2 separate regions of the Homo sapiens genome follow, and region 2 is linked to region 1. Evidence: chromatin loops called from intact Hi-C (ENCODE). Cell type or tissue: heart right ventricle. All regions are shown on one strand. Links, peaks and the distances in the headings refer to the core of each region. The heading gives the core; the rest is flanking DNA.

Region 1 (8,339 bases), core at 259-8,258:
TTAAGCAATAGTGTTCTGAAGTAAATAGGAGAAATTTTAGATCTACAACTACCACTAAAATGATTTATGGACAACGAGAGAGTTTCAAGCAATTAATAATACACTAATGCATTGTGTGGCTGTATGATGACCAAGTTTGACATGAAACTCTATTTGAAAGCTATAAAAATCAATGAGAAGATGTATATGACAGGAGAGGAATTTAAGAGTGAAGAAATAAAATCTCAAAGGGAATGGGTGGAAGTCTTACGTTTTAGGACAATAGTCTAGAAAGCCTACAGCAAAATGAACCATCCTGCCTTTCTGGAAGAGGGGGTGTAGGAGTACCCCAAACTACTGATTAAGTTTCTTTCCATATTAATATGTTGAAATAAATTACAACCAAAAAATATGTCTTGGGCCAGGCGCGATGGCTCATGCCTGTAATCCTAGCACTCTGGGAGACCTAGATGGGTGATCACTTGAGGTCAGGAGCTCGAGACCAGCCTGACCAACATGGTGAAACCCCGTCTCTACTAAAAATACAAAAAATTGGCTGGGTGCAGTGGCTCACGCCTGTAATCCCAGCACTTTGGGAGGCCGAGGCAGGCGGATCACAAGGTCAGGAGTTTGAGACCAGTCTGGCCAATATGGTGAAACCCCGTCTCTACTAAAAATACAAAAATTAGCCGGGTGTGGTGGCGTGTGCCTGTAGTCCCAGCTACTCAGGAGGCTGAGGCAGGAGAATTGCTTGAACCCAGGAGGCGGAGGTTGCAGTGAGCCGAGATTGCACCACTGCACTCCAGCCTGGGCAACAAAGCGAGAGTCCGTCTCAAAACAAAAACCAAAAAATTAGCTGGGCGTGGTGGCATGCACCTGTAATCCCAGCTATTCAAGAGGCTGAGGTAGGAGAACCGCTGGAACCTGGGAGGTGGAGGTTGCAGCGAGCCCAGCCTGGGAAACAGAGTGAAACTCTGTCTCAAAAAAAAAAAAAAAAAAAAAAAAAAAAAAAGTCTCACAAGATACTAATGGGACTTACAATGGGTTAGAAGCTCACCATTTCCTAGCCAAACAGCCAAAGGCACAGAGTAATGATAATGCTCATAATTATAATAGTAAACTGACATGTAACCACTGTACTGACACCTACCTAAGGAAGGCTATTTAAACTCTACACATTTTGCAATGAATAGATATTGTCTGAATAGGCATTTATTCAATAATACACTTGAAAAGCAATCTTAAACCTGGATTTTCATTTTAGTTCAGGTGAGTTCTTAGCCTACATAGGATAAACAAATATTTTCCAAGTTTTCCTGAGGAGTACACCCTGCTGGCCTTTCTGGTAAAATGTGTAGCAGCTGTTGTCAACAATTTGTTCCAGAAATTCCCTTACATACTGGGAACACTCCTCCTGCTACATAATGGTAGTGGAGGAGGAATACCAACACAGAGAGAAAAGCAGCACTGTCAAGCCTGGGAGGAAATGAGGGAAAAGATCATGGAAAATCCAAGAACAAGGAAAAATTAAGAAACGGAAGACAAATGTGAACAAAACAGTTTCCAAAGCCCAGGAGAGCATTTATAATGTAGACTAATGTAATTAGTCCCTGCTTCTTATCTCCAGAGCCAATTAGCCAATAATCCTTTTTGTGTGTTGTTTTAAAAAAATATTTATTTGTTTATGTTTAAATAGAGATGGGGTCTCACTATGTTGCTGATCTCAAACTCCTGGACTCAAGCAATCCTCCCACCTCAGCCTCCCAAAGTGCTGGGATTACAGGCATGAGCCACCGCATCTGGCCAGCCCCCTACACATTTCTTAAAAACATGAAGCCAGAGGCTCCTTCATTAACAACTGAGCATTGAAACAAAGCCCTCCACTGAACACTTTCAAGGATACCTTGAGTCCTTGCCAGGGGAGGCTGCCTCGAAGGAAATACATGAACATATGGCCTAGGGCTTCCAAATCATCTCTCCGGCTTTGCTCTAAAAGGGAAGACAGATCACACATTATGTTTGCAGTTATTAAAGCAGAAAGAGGTTCAAAACCAAGTAATCCCTTCAGAAACCCTTCGGCTCTGGAAAGGCTCTGCTTACTAATTACTTGTATATTTAAACCAAGGATAGTATTTTAGATCAAAACCCTAAACCGATGTGTACTTCCTTTGCCTAGATCTGTTGATGGTAAGTAAATATCAAGAGAAAAGAGCAAATTCTGAATTAAAACCAAGCCCAAATCACTAAACAGTGAATTTCCACCCCTCACTCAATGCTGTCACCTTCCTGAAAGTGATAAAATTTTAATGAAATGCTATTTCCAGTATATGGGCTACAATTACCTTTTAGTTACCACCAGAGAGTGAGCAGCAGATTAAGCAACCCAAACTGTTAAAACAGTCCATTCTGGCTAGGCCTGCAAAGATACAAGCTGCAAAATGCCTAGCAAACATGCCAAGTGCTTTTTATTCATCATAAAAATTAACACTTAAAATTAAGTTTCATATCAATGAACATCAGTACATACTCTCTTGGCTCCCATTCAATTTGTACCATGTCCTATAACCTCAAAAACATTTTAGAATTTATTACTAAGGTCTCCTCAAAATTAGATGGGTAAGGCTACACACATCTGTAGTGCCAGCTACTTAAGAGGCTGACGTGAGAGGATCGCTTCGGCCCAGGAGTTCGAGATAAGCCTGGGCAACATAATGAGACCTCATCCCAAAACAAAATAAAACAAAAAATCAAAGTCCCTGCATTCTGGAAGCGTATCTAAAACAAGTTGCTGGGTTTTTCTCTCCTTTTAATTGGGAAGGTGAAGATGACAAAGAACTGCAAAATAGTTAACAAAAAACTGCAACTTCATCTCAGAAAACATCCTACACATTCTTTGATTGTTAGAATCTAAGTAGTACACACCTTCGTTTCTTTATTCTTTTTTACAGACAGAGTCCTTGCTCTGTTTCCTAGGCTTGAGTGCAGTGTTGTGATCATGGCTCACTGCAGCCTCAAATTCCTGAGCCCAAGGGACCCTTCTGCCTCAGCTGAGTAGCTAGGAATATAAGTGTGTGGAACCACACTCGGCTAATTTATTTATTTTTATTTTTTGTGAAGATGGGATGTCGCTATGTTGCTCAAGCTGGTCTCAAACTCCTGGCCTCAAGCAAATCTAACATATCAGCCTCCCAAACTGCTGGGATTACCCATGTGAGCCATTGCACCCAGTCCATGCATTCATTTTGAATTTGCCAATTATGGTTTAGTCTCAGATTTCTTTTTTCTTTTTTTTTTTTTTTTGAGACAAGGTCTCGCTCTGTTGCCTAGGCTAGAGTACAGTAGCATGTTCTTGGACACTGCAGCCTCGCCCTCCTGGGCTCAAGTGATCCTCCCACCTCAGCTTCCTCACTAGCTGGGACTACAGGCATGCACCACCATCCCTGGCTACTTTTTGTATTTTTTATAGTTACTGGGTTTTGCCATGTTTCCCAGGCTGGTCTTGAACTCCTGGGCCAATCAAGCAATCAACCAGCCTTGGCCTCCCAAAGTGCTGGCACTACAGGTGTGAGCCACCACACCTGGCCCATCTCAGACATTTTATGTGTTTATTTTTCAGAATCAAGTTTAGGGCTTTATCTGAATAAACTACAGAAGCAAGACTAAGAGGCTACCTTCAACTTGATTGTGCTTTCTTTGTACAGAAAGTAAAACCCAAGAGAGCCAGAGAAAGCCACTCAGCTAACTCAAAATACAGAAGTGCAACATGTTTAACTATTGCCTTAAATTATAGGGAATTTGCATGAAAAAGAATAGTAGTCTACAGGGTAGATGAAGAAAGAAAAGGCAACTTTTTAAATAATGATTTGATGGAGGTTGTAAAAAGATGGTTACTAATGGGAAGGAGAGGTACCCTGACAGAGATAAATAACATAAAACTGAGTTGGTATACAACAATTGAAACAATCTTAAAAAGAATGAAAACAGCATGACCATCAGAATCCTTTGTCTACATGGCTTGTCTGAAGTTTGCAATAAAATATTCATAATTGAAAAAAAAAGCAGTTATACAAAAACAGTTTGTTGACACAACCTAAGGATGCACAAATGAAAAAGAGAAAAGAACAAGGAGAGTTGAGTGGAGGCCTCCCACAAAGCAGGGCAGATAGAGAAACGACTCTGCAGTTTCTCATACTGTATCACACCTACTCATTGCCTCTCCATTTTTATATCCACTTCCTGTAACAAGAAGCCCCTTGGTTATTAAAAATTCACTGGACAAATGTTTGAATTTTAAACAGTTGAGCACTAGAGGGCGAAAACTCTCCACATTTTCAATATTGATCAGGCCTACAGAAAAAAGATTTCACAGCAAAATAAATTATGAGATTAATATATTTTTAAAACTCACTGGAATAAGTAATAAAGTAACTTTTCAAATCCTGAGAACTATGAAAAAGAACTATAGAATATGGGACAATAGGAAAAATAAGGGTTCCTAAATCAGGAAGGGTACCTAAATAAGGTACCCAAAATAAGGGTACCTAAATCAGCTCAACGATTTAGGTATCTAGATCTTGGTTTATCCTTTCCACTAATTTAATCCAGTGAAATTAAGCATGGTCAAGTCACCTACTTTGGGTCTCAGTTTCCTCATCTGAAAATAAAGTGTTCAATCTGGGGAGAATTTGAAAAGTCATTTTCCAGCTCTAAAATTCTAAAATAATCTGATAACTTAAGCCTTTAGGGCCTTTCAGGAAAAAAATAAGAGTGAAAACCAGAGCATGCTTTATTTTCATACGACTTTGAACACTCCACACTTGTCCAATTCATTATTTCTACATGCCCTCATTTTTTCATGCAGCATATTTTCATTTTCAAAGAAGAAAGGTTTCCAATACCAGTGAGACCAGCAGGACACAAAATTCTTCAATTCTTCTGATTGGTTGAAAGGTGTGCTTTCATCCAATCAGAAAGATGTGCTTGGTTTACATGCATAACATCCCTGATTTTAGGTTAAATATATTTGTTGAAGGCAGGGAGCAAGGTAACCCAGTGTTCTCACCCTAATTTCAACCATTAAATAATATAAATTGGGCTTCTCAGTAAAAGCTTAATCAGTGGGAAGGTGGCTACTATGGTCTGGATTTCTGTCCTTCCCCCGGACCCCCCAACACACACAAACCTCACGTTGAAATTTGATCCCAATGTTCGAAGCTGGGCCAAATGGAAGGTGTTTGGGTCATGGGGGTATATCCCTCATTAACTGATTAACGACCTCCCTTAGGGATGAGTTCCCAAGAAAGCAGGTTGGTGAGAAGAGCCTAGCACCCCCCTTCCCATGTGATCTGCACATGCTGGCTGCTCCCCTTCCCCTTACACCATGAGTGGAAGCAGCATGAGGCCCCTGAGGCCCTCACCAGATGCAGATGCCAGTGCCATGCTTCTTGTACAGCCTGCAGAACCCTGAGCCAAATTTAAAGGTCTTTTCTTTATAAAATGACCCAGCCTCAGGTATTCCTTTATAGCAACACAAAATGGACTAAGTAAGTGTGGCTACTCTGATGTGGCAACTAATGCAAGGTTTAGGAGGCTTCTTCTCTTGTCCTCCTCCTCTGTAAAATTAAGAAGTGATTTTCTCAAAGCCATTTGAAAATACACATCTCAGTCATTTCTTCTTTGCAACACAAAAAAATGCAACACATTTAAAAACCAATAGCATTAGAGTTCCTACAAAAACTTCTATCGTTTGAGGCATGGGAAAGAGTTTAAAAAGCAGTGACAACTTTCTTTATGTATTCTCTGTAATGCAGAGAGCACAAAATATGATGACAGGTTAGATTTGACCTGAAAAACTCTGGTACTCAGTAAGCCAAGTCTGGGGGTAAACTCAAAAGTCCCGGCAGGAATGGCAGTACACCAAGAGATGAAACAGACTGATGCACAGTAGATGCTTAAAACAGATTTTGTTGAATAAATAATAATCGGGATAATTACAATATGGACTGATATTACTATTATCAGGCATTATGCTAAACATTTTACATACATTATCTCATAGAACCATATATTACAGGCATAATTATCATACCCATTTTATACATGAGATAACCGAGGCTGAGGGAAGAAGGTTATTGGATCAAAATTACATAGCTATTAAGAAAGAGCGCCAGGATTTGCATCCTTTTTCTTAACCACTACTCTGTATCTTATACAAACATAACATGAACACCCATCCCTTGTCTGTTCTTGTCTTTCCTCTTAAGAACAATAAAATTAGTACACAAATGGCTGAGCCCAGGAAGTGGGCATTAAAACAACTTCTAGAGTTTGTCAGTTAAACCACATAATCTTAAGTTTATTATTTAAGATACAGTTTTTGTTTCCTTGTAAAATGGAAAATTACTTGTCATTGTGAAGGAAGAAGGGGATGCTGAGCACTATGCAAGAGACCTATGTCAGACATGGTGCTTTCACATATATTATCCATTCAACCCTCAAAATATCCCTGTGAAGCATTACCCTCATTTTACAGAGGAGTTTCAGTGAGATTAAGTAACTTGTCCAAAGTAACGCTGATAGTAAGTACCAGAGGACCTCTAGTCTAATTTTAAAGTATTACATTTACTTAAGTGAGGATTTCCATGTGGTTACTGAAAAAATCTTGATAACATCATAATTTCAAATCGAATTGTATCATACTACTTTGTAATGCCATTTTTTACTCTTCACTATCACTTGAATTCCTCAGGTGAATAACCTGTGTAGTTTACTCAATGAGGGAACTTAGTAGATATTACATTAGTCTTTAAAATACTTATTAATGTGCAGGCCAGGCATGGTGGCTCACATCTATAATCCCAGTGTGTTGGGAGGCTGAGGCAACAGGATCTCTTGAAACCAGGAGTTTGAGACCCGCCTGGGGAACACAGTGAGACTCTATCTCTATAAAAAAATTTAGAAGTTAGCTGGGCATGATGGCATGCGCCTGTAACCCTAGCTACTGAGGCTGAGAAAGATCTCTCCAGCTCAGGTGACTGAGGTTATAGTGAGCTATGATCACACTGCTGCACTCCAGCCTGAGTGAGAGTGAGATTCTGTCTCTAAAAATAAAATAAATATGCTGGGCACGGTGGCTCACACCTGTAATCCCAGCACTTTGGGAGGCCGAGGCAGGCAGATCACTTAAGGCCAGGAGTTCAAGACCAGCCTGGCCAACATGGTGAAATCCCGTCTCTATTAAAAGGACAAAAATTAGCCAGGTGTGGTGATGCATGCCTGTAATCCCAGCTACTCGGGAGGCTGAGGCAGGAGAATTGCTTGAACCCGCGAGGCAGAGGTTGCAGTGAGCCGAAATCGTGCCACTGCACTCCAGCCTGGGTGATAGAGCGAGACTACATCTCAAAAAAATAAATAAAATAAAATACATCTTAGTGTGCAATAGTTCACTAATATTTAAGAATATTTTATAATTATTTCTGCCTAGGAGTATGGAATCTGAGAATATTCTGCTTGTCTACTCTCTAGAATGTTGATTTTCAAACATGTTTTTTTCAATCACCTAGGAGTCTTTTCTTCAAATAGAATCTTCCATGGAAGCCCAATATATGAAACATAAAAAAGGGAGGCTTTTTTGAAGTGGATAAGCCTAGGGCTCTGCCTGCTTGGTCTCCCCACTGTTCCTTAGGCTTCTCTGACAAATACTCTCCCCCTTGGGCTAGTTCCTCACAGGTAAGGTCTTCTGCCTTGATTAGAGCATTTAACAATATTTGTGCAGGTTGTTTATCCTGAGTAAATTGCAAGACTAATGGTAAACCAAGTATATTTTCACTGAATAAGACAGAAGCTCTTCCTTGAAGACTTCTGTGCAGAACTATGTGCAGTGAACAGAAGTCTACTCCATTTTTAGTGAGGCACTCTTCCCCACCGCTGACCCAGCCTGATGTCCTCTTCAGGACTATCATATATAGGGTCATACATAAGTAAATACCAAATTCATTACTAAACTCATTAAAATGCTATCCTCTTTTTACAATAATTCAAGTACTCACACTGCTCAGAAACTAAACATTTGGAAACAGTGTAAAGAATTAAGAACCTATGCATAGTCTATAGGATTCTTTGAAAAGTCATTAACTTACCATCTCAACTTCTCATGTATAAAAATCACTCAACCTTGTGAAACAATAAAAACCACAAGTTGTAATGCACAATGGGGATATAATGTTACAGAAATAATAAACTGTTCTAATGACTCGCCCCTTTCATGGAACAGAAAAAAACACACCTTTGCCAAGATGCGTGTTGATAGACATATATCTTGCAGTTCCAGTTAAACTTTTGTGTTCCCTATAAGGTATGTG
Region 2 (8,339 bases), core at 307-8,306, 460 kb after region 1:
TTTGTTGTCTCTTATGCTGAGGGCAAGCATCTGGCCTTATTTATCCTTATTCTCTAGTACTTAGTCCAGCACATTCCATAAAGTTGGCTCTTAATAAACATTTGCTGCCAACCCAGGAGTGGACCTCAGCATTTCTTCACTGTTTTTGTAACTTCAATACTTCACAGAATGCTTGGCAAATAATAGATGCTCAATAAATATTCGTTCAAGGTAGGAATGAATTATTTGTCTACCTAGGGTAGACATTATTCCAGGTTATCTGTTATGTAACAAATTAACCTAAAACATAGTTGTCTAAAACAATAAATATTATCTCACAGAGTTTCTGTGGCTCAGGAATTCAGGAGTAGCTTAACTGGGTGGTCTGACTCAGGGTCTCTCATGAGGTTGTAGTCAGTTGTTGACTGGGGCTGCCATCATCTGAAAGCATATCTGGGGCTGGAGGATCCTCTTCCAAGTTGCTTCACTACATGACTATTGGCAGAGGGCTTCAGTTGCTGGCCTCGTGGACTTCTCCATAGGGCTGCTTAAGTGTTCTCACAAAATGGCTGCTGTCATCCCTAAGGGAAGAAATCCCAGAGAGAAAGCAAGGAGGAACCCCCAATAATACCTTTTATCACCTTGTCTCAAAAGTCATGCACCATCACTTCTGCAAGTTGCTAAAGGCAGCTCACACTCCAGGGGATGAGAATTAGGCCCCATCTTTTTTTTTTCCTCTGTGAATTAGGCTGGAGTGCAGGGGCAACATCTCAACTCATTACAGCCTAGATCTCCCGGGCTCAAGTGATCCCCCCATGTCAGCCTCCATAGTAGTTGGCACTACAGGCACATGCCAACAAGCCCAGATAATTTAAAGAATTTTTTAGAGACAGGGTCTCACTACATTGCCCAGGCTAGTTTCGAATTCCTATGCTCAAGCAATCCTCCCACCTTGGCCTCCCAAAATGCTGAGATTACAGGCATGAGCCACCATGCTTGGCCATGAAGCATTTTTAAAACATTGAGATATTTCTACTAAAACTAATAATTTTTTTTTTCTTGAGACAGGGTCTCTTTCTGTTGCCCAGACGGGAGTGCAGTGGCGCGATCTCGGATCACCACAACCTCTGCCTCCCAGGCTCACGCGATTCTCTTGCCTCAGCCTCCTCAGGAGCTGGGATTACAGGCACGCGCCACTACTGCCCGGCTAATTTTTGTATTTTTAGTAAAGATGGGGTTTCACCATGTTGACCAGGCTGGTCTTGAACTCCGGACCTAAGATGATCCACCTGCCTCGGCCTCCCAAATTGCTGAGATTACAGGCATGAGCCACCGTGCTTGGCTAACTAATAACTATTTTTATGTGTTTTTTTGGGAATAGGTGATACATACAGATGTATGTATCACCTATACCTGTATGTATGAGTTCAAAAGCTAAAAGGTTTTATACAGAGAAATGATAGGATATGAGAGGTTTTATTTAACAGGATCTCTCTGGTCTCTGTGTTGAGAACAGGTCAGAAAGTGATAAAGATGGAAGCAAGTTAGGAAGCTATTGCAATAATTTAAGGAGTGCTTGGAGCAGTAGAAGTGGAGGTAATGAGAAATGATCAAAATCTGGATATATTTTGAAGGTTGAGCCAAAAAGATTTGCTGATGGTCAGGTGTGGGGACATGGATAGTAGGAGAGGAACCAAGTAAAACTCTAAGGGTTTTGACCTGAACACCTAGAAGGATGTACACATGCCATTACCTCAGATAGGGAGAATTCAGAGCAAGTTGTTTTTGTTGTTCTTGGAGGAGAGGGTTGTTAAGGAGAGGATGGGTATCAGGAGCTCAGTTTGGAACATATTAAGTTTGAGATCTCCATTTAGACGTCCAATGGAAATGTCAAGTTTGTGATTAGATACATGAATCTGGAGTTTAGGGGAGAGGTTGGGGCTAGGGATAGAAGTTTGAGTCATCAGCTACACATGAAGTACCAGCAAAAGATGCTGAGGAATGACCAGAGAGATAGGAGGAAAACCAGGAGAGTATGGTGTTCTGGAAGCCAAGTGAAGGAAGCGTTTCAAGAAGGGAATTGGTCTGAGCATGAAGGAGCTGAGCATGAAGGTACCAGATCCCTGAGAGAAAGTATGTACTAATGGAAATAGTAAAAATGAGGGGCCTAGAAAAAAATCTCTCTCTCTCTTTCTACTATTATACTTGGATCAGCCTTGACTACACAAATGTTTTGAGGTTTTGAATTATTATCTGAAACAAAGCAGTGCTGCTTTGGGATTGAGTTTGTCTCAGCATTTCACTCCTAAGAACTGTGGGAACCTGGCCAGTCGTGGTGGCTCATGCCTGTAATCCCAGCACTTTGGGAGCCCGAGGCAGGTGGATCACCTGAGGCAGGACTTCGAGACCAGCCTGACCAACATGGTGAAACAGTATCTCTACTAATAATACAAAAATTAACGAGGTGTGGTGGTGCACACCTGTAATCCCAGCTGCTTGGGAGGCTGAGGCAGGAGTATTGCTTGAGCCTGGGAGGCAGAGGCTGGAGTGAGCCGAGATTGCACCACTGCACTCCAGCCTGGGTGACACAGTGAGTCTCTGTCTCAAAAATAATAATAATAATAACTAGGGGAACCTGACTAGTGCCTCATACATGTCATCATTTTCCCTTTACTCTGCTCCAATATTTATCACCTTGAAGAAGGGAGAATAGTGAGTACTCTAAAACTTAATAATGGGTACTTAGATTATGTCCATAAGACTTGGTAAATCTGAAAGTAAGATTCTAGAGAAACACGGAGCACTATTTATTACTGCTGTTTTTTAGCAGTATTATCCTCAAACATGCTGAGCCTTTCCTTATTTTGTGAACACTTATGAAAAATAGTAAGTTTTCCAAGATGAAGACCAGTTTTTCTTTCTCTTCAGCCTACTTGCTTCTCTAAAGCTAGCCCCTAATAGAGAAACTTGGTCTGTTAAGTGTTATTTGCTGCTTTTCTTTCCTGTCGTCCTATTCTCCAGCTGTCTCAACTCGGAACCTTGCAGGAAGACTATTAAACCTCATCAATGTGTGTTTCCTTTGACATTTAAACAAGCCTCCATTTTGTCTTTCCATATCATAATTTTTTCTCTTCCCTTCTCCCATTTCCAGCACCTTGTTTGACCTGTCTTCTCTTCAGCTCATTCATTATTGCTAAAGTTTGCAGATTATACCAAAGGAAGAAGCCTGATTTATAAACATGTGTTCCCACCCAGCTGTTTCAAGAATAGTAATGAGATTCATCTTCTAGTTGTGTGCCTGCTCTCTGTGTACAGCTGTGCTCATCTGCCCTTATAAATGAGATGCCTATCTCTAAGTCTTACCTTCTCTATAAATGGACTCTGTTCCTATTAAATTGATTATGCAGTAATCAGAGCAGGCCACCTTTTGGGGGAGACATCCATTTGAAATCACTTTGCTAATAGCTAGAGAGAATTTAGCCTAATTACTTCTTTAGGAGAGATGCCATTTCCCTTAAGATGCCAGGGCACTGCAAAGGGATAGGATTCCTATCCTTTTCCCCTCTGGATGACCCCCTGCAATCCTGTATGTGTATGTGTCTTTTATCTAAGGTGAAGGTAACAGGATATTCTAAGAAAATTGTGTGAAAACAATCAGAATCCATTAGAGATAGCTGTGTCAGGCCTTAGAGTCTGAAAGATCTGACCACTAATAGTGAACCCTTGAGTAAATGATTTATCCTTTCTGGTGTATCATTTCCTCCTTTGCAAAGTAGCCTTAACAATCCTTATATGACAGGATTTTTGGCACCCACTTATGGCCTGCCTTCCTCAAAAAGTGATTTAAGACCAGGTGCCGTGGCTCATGCCTGTAATCCCAGCTCTTTAGGAAACCAAGGCAGGAGGATCACTTGAGACCAGGAGTTGAAACCAGCCTGGGTAACATAGTGAGACTCTGTCTCTATTTTTAAACAAACAGAAAAAATTATAAAAAGTAAACAAATGGGCCGGGCCCGGTGGCGCATGCCTGTAATCCCAGCACTTTGGAAGGCCGAGGCAGGCAGATCACCTGAGGTCAGGAGTTTGAGACCAGCCTCAACATGGAGAAACCCCATATCTACTAAAAATATAAAATTAGCTGGGCGTGGTGGTACATGCCTGTAATCCCAGCTACTCGGGAGGCTGAGGCAGGAGAATTGCTTGAACCTGGGAGGCGGAGGTTGCGATGACCCAAGATCACGCCATTGCACTCCAGTCTAGGCAACAAGAGCAAAACTCCATCTCAAAAATAAAAATTAAAATTAAAAATTAAATTAAAAAATAAATAAACAAATGCCAGCTACTCAGGAGGCTGAGGCAGGAGAATCGCTTGAACCCAGGAGGCGGAGGTTGCAGTGAGTAGGGATTGCGCCACTGCACTCCACCCTGGGCAACAGAGCAAGACTTCGTCTCAAAAAAAAAAAAAAACACACACACACAAATAAAAATAAAAGTGATTGGCCTAGTGACTACTGTAATCTCAGCACTTTGGGAGACCAAGTTGGGTGGATCGCTTGGGGCCAGGAGTTCAAAACCAGCCTGGCCAACATGGTATAACCCTGTCTTTACTAAAAACACAAAAATCAGCCATGCATGGTGGCACACGCCTGTAATCCCAGCTACTTGGGAGGCTGAGGCACAAGAATTGCTTGAACCTGGGAGGCGGAGGTTGCAGTGAGCCAAGATTGCACTACTGCACTCTAGCTTGGACAACAGAGCGAGACTCTGTCCAAAATAAAAATAATTAAATAAAAATAAAAGTGATTTAAGGCTGTAAATATTCAATAAGATAATATGAAAACATCTAGCACATAATAGTTTTATTTTTCTTTTTTACTTTATTGTATTTATTTATTTTTTGAGATGAAGCCTTGCTCTGTCGCCGAGGCTGGAGTGCAGTAGCACAATCTCAGCTCACTGCAACACCTCCTTGAACACCTCCTGGGTTCAAGCAGTTCTCTTGCCACAGCCTCCTGAGTAGCTGGGACTACAGGCGCCCACCACCACGCCCAGCTAATTTTTGTATTTTTAGTAGAGATGGGGTTTCACCATCTTGGCCAGGCTGGCTGGTCTTGGACCCCTGACCTCAAGTGATCACTCGCCTTGGCATCCCAAAGTGCTGGGATTACAGGCATGAGCCACCGCACCCGGCTTAATCCTATATTTTTAAAAATCTAAGATTTGGGCCAGGCGCGGTGGCTCATGCCTGTAATCCCAGCACTTTGGGGAGGCCGAGGCGGGCGGATCATGAGATCAGGAGATCAAGACCATCCTGGCTAACATGGTAAACCCTGTCTCTACTAAAAAATACAACAAAAATTAGCCGGGTGTGGTGATGTGCGCCTCTAGTCCCAGCTACTCGGGGGGCTGAGGCAGGAGAATGGCGTGAACCCGGGAGACGGAGCTTATAGTGAGCCGAGATTCGTGCCACTGCACTTCAGCCTGGGCGACAGAGCGAGACTCTGTCTCAAAAAAACAAAACAAACAAAAAAACCCTGAGATTTGTAGAAGCCAAGTGACTTGTTCAAGGTTACACTATAACAAAGCCAGGATTTGCACTGAGGTTTTCTAACTCCATGTCCAGTGATTTTTAGACAACATTGTATGTCGAAGAATAAATGAATATAAGTGAGTTACTAGAGATATGTCCTAGAAGTGCCAAATCAAAAAGTATTTTATTAGTGGGTGGCCGTAGACAAACAAAAGCTAATTCCAGATCCCCCAGATTTATTGTCTTGATATATTCCATAGAAAATATGCCTTGGAGCTGGGTGTGGTGGCTAACACCTGTAATCCCAACACTTTGGGAGTCTGAGGTGGGCAGATCACCTGAGGTCGGGAGTTCGAGACCGGCCTGACCAACATGGTGAAACCCTGTCTCTGCTTAAAAAAAATACAAAATTAGCCCGGGCATGGTGGCACCTGCCGTAATCCCAGCTACTCAGGAGGCTGAGGCAGGAGAATCACTTGAACCCAGGAGGTGGAGGTTGCAATGAGCTGAGATCAGGCCATTGCACTTCAGCCTGGGCAACAAGAGTGAAACTCTGTCTCAAAAAAAAAAGAAAAAGAAAAAGAAACACAGATGCAAGTCACTAAGTGGGGCTGAATCTGTGGACTGGCTGACCTCCAGATCTGGGAACAAAGAGTAGTCGTGAGAGGTGATTTCAGAGGAGTAAATAGATACTAAAAAAGCTCATAGACTAAGAATGTGAGGCCAGGAGAGTGAGATGCTAACCCCCAACCAGCCTTATGAAAGGAGGCTTAAAATAAGTTAATTGTTGAGTGGAGGAGGGAAGCTTTAAGGAGTTGGGAAGGACTGTGTCAAGCTGCCTCCTGATTCATTATTAGAATAGAAGTGTGATATCCTAAATTTCACTGTGGCATAGGCCATTTGAAGACCTGTTGTACTGAGTCCCTAGGGGGCCAGAAGAAAGAAATTGCAAAGTGATGAGACAGAGAAAGGGGAAAAAGTAATAACAAAGACATTCCACTCAATATGAGGCTGCAAACCAAAATGTTAATAATAGAAATCTAATGTTAAGAAAGATAACCAATAAAAACCAGGACTTCCACTTCAGAGAAGATGGAGTAGACAGATTTTTCCCTATTCCTCCCCTAAATACAACTAAAAACTCTGGAAATTATTTATAAAACAAATACAACAAGACTGTGAAACGTGGAAGAAAGAAGGCAGACCAGCCATGGGTCACAAGACCTTAGAAACAACATGGTGATGAGTTCCCTGGGTTTTCTTTTTGTCTCTAATATCCCAGACATGGCGCTAAAACTGAATATTATATTTAATGGTAAAAGACTGAATGGAGCCAAGTGTGGTGGCTCACACCTATAATCCCAGCACTTTGGAAAGCCAAGGCAGATGGATTGCTTGATCTCAGGAGTTCAAGACCAGCCTGGGCAAAATGGTCTTGACAAGAGGATAGCTTGAGCCCGAGTTTGAGCCCAATCTGGGCAACATAACAAGACATTGTCTCTAAAAGAATTAAAATGCCAGCCAGGTGCGGTGGCTCATGCCTGTAATCCCAGCACTTTGGGAGGTTGAGGCAGGCGGATCACATGAGGTCGGGAGATTGAGACCAGCCTGACCAACATGGAGAAACTCTGTCTCTACTAAAAATACAAAATTAGCTGGGGGTGGTGGTGCATGCCTATAATCCTAGCTACTTGGGAGGCTGAGGCGGAGAATTGCTTGAACCCAGGAGGCGGAGGTTGCAGTGAGCGGAGATCACACCATTGCACTCCAGCCTGGGCAACAAGAGCGAAACTCCGTCTCAAAAAAAAAAAAAAAAAAAAAAAAAGGAATTAAAATGCCAAAAAAAAACCCTATATAAAACATAATTTTTCTTTTATCAGATTGGCAAAGAACAAAATGAGAACATCATGTTGCCAAAGGAAAAGGGCAAGAGGTATTCATGGGCTACTATAAATGGGTATATGAATGAGTATGTCCTCTTTGAGGCAATTTGGAGGTGGTTTGGCCGTATTTGTGAGAACTCCAAATACAAGTGCACTGTGATTAACAGTTTTACTTACAGGAATTCATCTTACAGACATATTTGTGTAGGTAAAATGAAGCATTTGTACAAGATTATTCATTGCAGTTTATTTGTAATAGCAGAAGATTGAAACAACCTAAATGTCCGTTCAAATGCTGCCATTGAAAAGAATGAAGTAGTTCTCTGTCTACACATATGGAATGATCCAAAATATTTGGGTACATGAAAAAAGCAGTGTGCAGAACATTGTGTGTATATTGCTATCATTTAAGGAAGAATATATGAACATATTTGCATATATACATATAAAATATCTGTGGAAGACTTTTGGATGTTTCCAAGTAGGGGAACTGGAAGACTGAAGAACAGTTATGGAAGGGACACTTCATTTTATATTAGGGTTTGTTGGAGATTTTTTTTGGTTGAGGTGTGGGGACTACCTTTTGAATTTTGGAGTAAGGCTACATTACCTAGTCAAAAGCTTTATTTTTTTATTTTTTATTTTTTTTTGAGACGGAGTCTCACTCTGTCACCCATGCTGGAGTGCAGTGGCGCAATCTTGGCTCACTGCAAACTCCACCTCCTGGGTTCAAGTGATTCTCCTGCCTCACTCTCCTGAGTAGCTGGGATTACAGGCATGCACCACTATGCCCAGCTAATTTTTGTAATTTTAGTAGAGACAGGTTTTCCCCATGTTGGCCAGGCTGATCTTGAGCTCCTGGCTGCAAGTGATCTGCCTGCCTTAGCCTCCCAAAGTACTGGGATTACAGGCGTGAGCCACCACTCCCGGCCAAAAAAAAATTTTTT

Evidence for each region. Peaks named below come from ENCODE experiments on the same cell type or tissue, not always from the same donor. Only the 100,000 strongest peaks of a DNase experiment are listed, where the experiment ranks them.
Region 2: a loop joins it to region 1, with 2.9 times the contacts of the local background. A loop is called at or near these places in 13 of 110 quality-filtered maps.

The regions. Positions count from the first base shown.
Region 1 is chr15:64,205,627-64,213,965 of GRCh38, forward strand. CSNK1G1 (casein kinase 1 gamma 1) reads right to left here. Exons shown (of 12, transcript NM_022048.5): 6 at 8,264-8,339; 7 at 1,883-1,968. Among named protein-coding and RNA genes, the nearest start is that of PPIB, 47 kb to the left of the region's middle. In heart right ventricle, for the core only: a CTCF peak has its summit at 4,305 (motif pointing right); no DNase peak of the experiment used is centred there.
Region 2 is chr15:64,661,644-64,669,982 of GRCh38, forward strand. The region is part of intron 3 of ZNF609 (zinc finger protein 609); the gene reads left to right. Among named protein-coding and RNA genes, the nearest start is that of OAZ2, 37 kb to the right of the region's middle. RefSeq lists enhancers at 4,671-5,370, 5,371-6,068. In heart right ventricle, for the core only: no CTCF peak of the experiment used is centred there; no DNase peak of the experiment used is centred there.